Linked DNA regions of Homo sapiens: region 1 is linked to region 2. A link is a loop called in an ENCODE intact Hi-C map of the cell type or tissue named here. Cell type or tissue: psoas muscle. All regions are shown on one strand. Each heading gives the region's core, and the rest is flanking DNA. Links, peaks and the distances in the headings are about the cores only.

The links. Hi-C counts contacts between places; a loop is a spot of excess contacts. Peaks named below come from ENCODE experiments on the same cell type or tissue, not always from the same donor. Only the 100,000 strongest peaks of a DNase experiment are listed, where the experiment ranks them.
Region 1: it touches region 2 in a loop (3-fold over the local background); 36 of 110 quality-filtered maps call a loop at or near these places.

The regions. Positions count from the first base shown.
Region 1 is chr19:4,521,615-4,524,480 of GRCh38, reverse strand. PLIN5 (perilipin 5) reads left to right here. Exons shown (of 8, transcript NM_001013706.3): 8 at 396-1,950. The coding sequence ends at 953. Among named protein-coding and RNA genes, the nearest start is that of PLIN4, 4.6 kb to the right of the region's middle. In psoas muscle, for the core only: a CTCF peak has its summit at 1,022 (motif pointing left); a DNase peak (open chromatin) is centred at 1,010; H3K27ac peaks cover 711 bases.
Region 2 is chr19:4,266,064-4,269,000 of GRCh38, reverse strand. YJU2 (YJU2 splicing factor homolog) reads right to left here. Exons shown (of 8, transcript NM_018074.6): 7 at 1,227-1,377; 8 at 1-417. The coding sequence ends at 305. Among named protein-coding and RNA genes, the nearest start is that of SHD, 12 kb to the left of the region's middle. In psoas muscle, for the core only: CTCF peaks have their summits at 1,175 (motif pointing left) and 1,846; a DNase peak (open chromatin) is centred at 1,200.

The sequences.
Region 1 (2,866 bases), core at 85-2,584, 260 kb before region 2:
TCCCGGGTTCAAGCGATTCTCCTGTCTCAGCCTCCTAAGTAGCTGGGACTACAGGTGTCCACCACCACGCCCAGCTAATTTTTGTATTTTTGGTAGATACGGGGTTTCGCCATGTTGGCCAGGCTAGTCTTGAACTCCGCACCTCAGGTGATCCGCCCGACTCGGCCTCCCAAAGTGCTGGGATTACAGGCGTGAGCCACCGCGACCGGCCCCATTGTGTGTTTATGAAGGAGACTGAGTCAGGGCTGGGTCACATTCTGTGTCTACAGGGGACAGGACTATGAGGTCTATGAGACAGGTTGACAGCTCCACTGTGGGTCCATCAGAGAAACCGAGGCAGGACAGCAGTCCTCCTGGGCGTCCATAGGGGAAACTGAGGTCCCCGCCCCCTGCAGGCAGAGCTGGAGACGCTGGTGCTGTCCCGCAGCCTGACCCAGGAGCTGCAGGGCACGGTAGAGGCTCTGGAGTCCAGCGTGCGGGGCCTGCCCGCCGGCGCCCAGGAGAAGGTGGCTGAGGTGCGGCGCAGTGTGGATGCCCTGCAGACCGCCTTCGCTGATGCCCGCTGCTTCAGGGACGTGCCAGCGGCCGCGCTGGCCGAGGGCCGGGGTCGCGTGGCCCACGCGCACGCCTGCGTGGACGAGCTGCTGGAGCTGGTGGTGCAGGCCGTGCCGCTGCCCTGGCTGGTGGGACCCTTCGCGCCCATCCTTGTGGAGCGACCCGAGCCCCTGCCCGACCTGGCGGACCTGGTGGACGAGGTCATCGGGGGCCCTGACCCCCGCTGGGCGCACCTGGACTGGCCGGCCCAGCAGAGAGCCTGGGAGGCAGAGCACAGGGACGGGAGTGGGAATGGGGATGGGGACAGGATGGGTGTTGCCGGGGACATCTGCGAGCAGGAACCCGAGACCCCCAGCTGCCCGGTCAAGCACACCCTGATGCCCGAGCTGGACTTCTGACCCATGGGCCAGTGGAGGCGGGGAGGAAAGGCCACCTGCACACCCCGATCCCTGCTGCCCCCTGGTGGCCACACGTAAGCTCGAGGCCTTGGCCTTGACCCTTCTTTGGAATCAGGCCCAACTCCGGATCTCTGACCACCTTTTTGGTATTGGACTCTCCCATTTTTTCCTTGAACACATGGACAAAGAGGCCCGGGGGAGCAGGGCCTCGAACCCTATTCAGGCCAACTTGAGCCACAAGCTGGGTTCTTCACCTATGTCCTGCTCCCTGGCTCCATGAAGCGAATCCAAATCTTTCCAAGAGGCTGGGCACAGTGGCTCACGCCTGTAATCCCAGCACTTTGGGAGTCTGAGGCAGGTGGATCATCTGAAGTCAGGAGTTCGGGATCATCCTGGCCAACATGATGAAACCCTGTCTCTACTTAGAAAGAAAGAAAAAAAAAAAAAAAGCCAGGTGTGGTGGTGTGCACCTGTAGTCCCAGCTAGTTGTGAGGCTGACGCAGAAGAATTGCTTAAACCCGAGAGGCGCGGAGCTTGCAGTGAGCAGAGATCGCGCCACTGCACACCAGCCTGGGTGACAGAGCGAGACTCCATCTAACAAAAAATAATAGTAACAGCCTCCCGAAGAAATACACATTTTGCCCAATGCCTTCTGTTTGGGGCTTTGAAAAGTGAGCCCTGACTGGGTGTGGTGGTTGACACCTGTTATCACAGCACTTTGGGAGGCCAAGGTGGGAGGACTGCTTGAGCCCAGGAGTTGGAGGCTGCAGTGAGCCATGATCTTGCCCCTGCGCTCTCGCCTGGGTGACAGAGCAAGACTCTATCTCAAAAATGTTTTTAAAAAATACTTCCTAGGGAAACACACATTTTGCCCTATTTGGAACTTTGAAAAGTGAGCCCTCCTCTGCCCATGGGCCGTGCTGCTCAGCCTGCCATACTCGCTTGCTTTGCTGTTTGGGATTTGCCTCCAGAATAAAGGTCCTTTTTGTTGTTGAAAGGCCCACGTGTGTGTTCCAGCCAGGGTGAGTCTCAGTCCCAGGGGGCTGGGGGCCACGGAGGTGTGTCACTGCTGAGACATGGAGAAGGGGGTGTGTAGAGCCAGAGTTCAAGATCTAGAAGAATGGTGCTTCTCTGACCTGCCTGTCATCCTGTCTGGGATCCACCGTTACTGCCCAGCCCATGTGGGGTAAGCATTACCACTTAAAATTAGCCGGGCACCATGGCTCATATCGGTAATCCCAGCACTTTGGGAGGCTGAGGTGGGAGGATTTCATGAGCCCGGGAGTTTTGACACCAGCCTGGGCAACATAGGAGACCTTGTCTCTACGAAAAATTTTAAAATGACACATGGTACGAGCCTGTGCCCCAGCTACTCGGGAGGCTGAGGCAGCAGGATCGCTTGAGCCTAGGAAGTTGAGGTTGCAGTGAGCTTGGATCAGTAACCACTCCACTCCAGCCTGGGCAACAGAGTGAGACCCTGTCTCTAAAAATAAACAACAGCATTGCCCCTTTGGCCGCATGGAAGCTGTTCTCATCTTGGTACAGGTGAATTTCATGGAATTGCAGGGAGCAGAAAAGATGGGGAAGGAGTCAGATGGGGCAGCTCTCTCTCTACCTCCTGGTCCTGCAGGAGCTGGTCTTGCTGTGGTCTCTCCAGCTGCACTGGCCAGGATGGGAAGACAGAGGCAGGGCAAGGGCCATAGGCTGGTCTCGGGGGTTTCCTCCTGTCCTCTGACCGCATTCCTGGCTGCTCTTCCGACTCCCCTGGGGCTGGGCGGGGTGTTGGGAAACCACAGCTTGGTATGGTGAGGTCAGGGTGGCCCCTGACTTCCCTGGGACATAGTCCAGAGGGCAGCTCTGGGATCTCCGACCACTTCCACCAGCCAAATCTACCTCCCTGCTCCTGTTCTGGA
Region 2 (2,937 bases), core at 230-2,729:
AAACACTGCCACCCTGAAGTAGTGTTGGAAGCTGCTCCAGGGATGTTGCAGCCCTAAGCACAGTGACAGGTGGGGGCAGGAGCAGCAGGGGTCCCCGAGGTGTTGAGAGGCTGGTGAGGGCACAGAGAAGGGACCTCCTGGGGCTGAGGCCCCTGGTGGCCCTATGTGTTGGAGCACGCTGGCGCTTGTCTGTCCGGCCTCCAGTCACGCCAAGGCCTCCTGCCCTGACCACCAGCAATGCTGGCCTCAATGTGGCTGAAGCTGGACGTGTGACTTTGACCCCGTGAGGGGGTCCTGGGAGGGCTCAGTTGCTGCCGTTGCTGTCGTCACTGTCCAGGTATGCACCCAGTTGGCTCAGGGAGGACGCGCCAGGCGTCAGGGGTGTAGGGTTGGCCTCCTTCCTGTTCTGCGGGGCTCCTGGTGGGAGAGCGAGAGTTAGCTCATCTCAGCTCCACAGCAGACAGGCCAGGGACAAGGCACGGGGCCGGCCACCTCTGCAGGTTTGCAAGGTCCAGAGGTGACAGCATGTGAATGGCCTGGCCTTTCTGGATGGCACCTGATGGGACCCATTGCAGATTTACATCTGCACACCCGGGACTCAACAGCTCCGCTTCTGAACAATGGCCAATGCAAACCTTGCCCAGGCAGGCAACGTGCGCTGCCAAGAATGGAAATGGCGCAAAGTTCACAGTCCAGTCACTGTGGACTTAATCGCCTTAGGAAACATCATACTAAGGCAACTAAAAGACAAAAACAGGCCGGGCGCGGTGGCTCATGCCTGTAATCCCAGCATTTTGGGAGGCCGAGGTGAGTGGATCACCTGAGGTCGGGAGTTCCAGACCAGCCTGACCAACATGGAGAAATCCCACCTCTACTAATAATACAAAAATTTAGCCGGGCGTGGTGCTGTAGTCCCAGCTACTTGGGAGGCTGAGGCAGAGAACTGCTCAAACCAGGGAGGCGGAGGTTGCGGTGAGCCGAGATGGCACCACTGCACTCCAGCCTGGGCAACAGAGCAAGACTCTGTCTCAAAAAAAAAAAAAGAAAAAAGAAAAAAGAAAAAAAGAAGCCGCCTGCCTTCTCTGCTCACTCCACTAATTGGTCCTGTGGGGGTCGCAGGCCGCCCCCACCCACCCCATGAAGTCTCTGTAACTGCAAAGGGAGCTGCTGCCACCTACAGGCCACTATAGAAACCGCGCCCGGCTCTGGGAACTCTGTGACCTTACCTGGGGTGGGGGCCGCCTGAGGCTGCCCGTTGCTGCAGTCCGGGTCGGCCTTTGCCTTCTTCACCACGACCAGCCTCGACAGCGGGGGCCGGCTGCCCAGGCTGCCAACGCTCTGCTCCCAGACCTCCACCTTCCTCTTGGGCTTTGGGGCCTGCAGGTGATGGGGACACATGTGGGGGTCTGGCCCGGATCCAGGGCCCAGTCTGGCCCCTCGCCACAACCCCTGCTCACTGCCCCATGCCCACTCTTCCACTGCTGCACTGACCACATTCCTCCTCTGCTCTAAACTCCTCTATGGCTCCCCACTGCCCTAGGCTTGGCACTCAAGGCCTCTGCCCATTCTCCATCCCACATAGCCTGGTCTGGCACTTCCTGAGTCACACCATGGCTTCTCATCTCCACGCCTTTACCCATGCTATTCCCTTCACCAGGGATGCCCCCTTTTCCATGCACTCGCTTGGTGAACTCCTACTCACCCTTCAATACCCAACACAAGACACCCCTCCTCTGAGAAGCCCATCATGGTTCAAGCTCACATGCAGGCTGCATGTCCACGCTCACAGTGCCCTCTGCTGGCTGTTATAACTCTCTCCCCAACTCTGCCGTGAGCTCCTGTCTTCCCCACTGCTGGCTCTGCGGTGCCACAAACAGTTCCTGGCACAAGGAGGTGCTCAATGTACTTGAGAGAACGAGTGAAAATGGAGGAAGCCGCCTTGAGAAAGAGTTAGGGGCAGGTAGAAAAGGCCTCCAGCTCCTTAACTGCAACAGAAGGGACCCTTTAATCTATATTATTAAAAAAATTTTTTTGGGGGGAAGGTCTCACTCTATTGCCCAGGCTGGAGTGCAGTGGTGCAATCATAGCTCACTGCAGCCTCGAACTCCTGGGCTCAAGCGATTCTCCTGCCTCAGCCTCCTGCAGGTGCACGCCACCATGGCAGGCTAACATTTTTAATTTTTGTAGAGACGGGATCTCGCTATGTTGCCCAGGCTGGTCTCAAACTCCTGGCTCAAGCGATCCTCCCGTCTCAGCGTCCCAAAGAGCTGGGATGACAGGCGTGAGCCACTGCATCTAGCCTCTTCAATCTGTTTTATGTTTAAATAGAGGAAGTGGTAACCACTGGGTTAAGGAAGTCCCAATGGGTGCTCTGCCCTCACGGAGCTCACCGTGTGGGGAGGGAGAGGGACAAGGAGACCAATACCCAGGATAACATCCATCTGGGTGAGAGAGAAGCCAGGGTGCGTGAGCTTGAATTGTGAGGATGAGCTTCTCAGAGGAAGGGCGTCTTGCATTGGGTATTGAAGGGCGAGTAGGAGTTCACCAAGCGAGTGCTTGGCAAAGGGGGCATCCCAGGTAAGGGGAATGGCATGGGTAAAGGCGTGATGAGAAGCCACAGTGTGATTCAGGAAGTGCCAGGGCAGGCTAGGTGGGATGGAGAATGGGCAGAGACCTTGAGTGCCAAGCTGACGGTGTGAGGGGCGGCCACTGCTAAGGTGGTGGAGAGGCCTCCTTAAAGTTGTGGCTCTGGGCCGGGCGCAGTGGCTCATGCTTCTAATCCCGGCACTTTGGGAGGCCAAGGCAGGTGGATCACGAGGTCAGATAGAGACCATCCTGGCTAACACGGTGAAAGCCCGTCTCTACTATAAATACAAGAAATTAGCCAGGCTTGGTGGCACACGCCTGTAATCCCAGCTACTCGGGAGACTGAGGCAG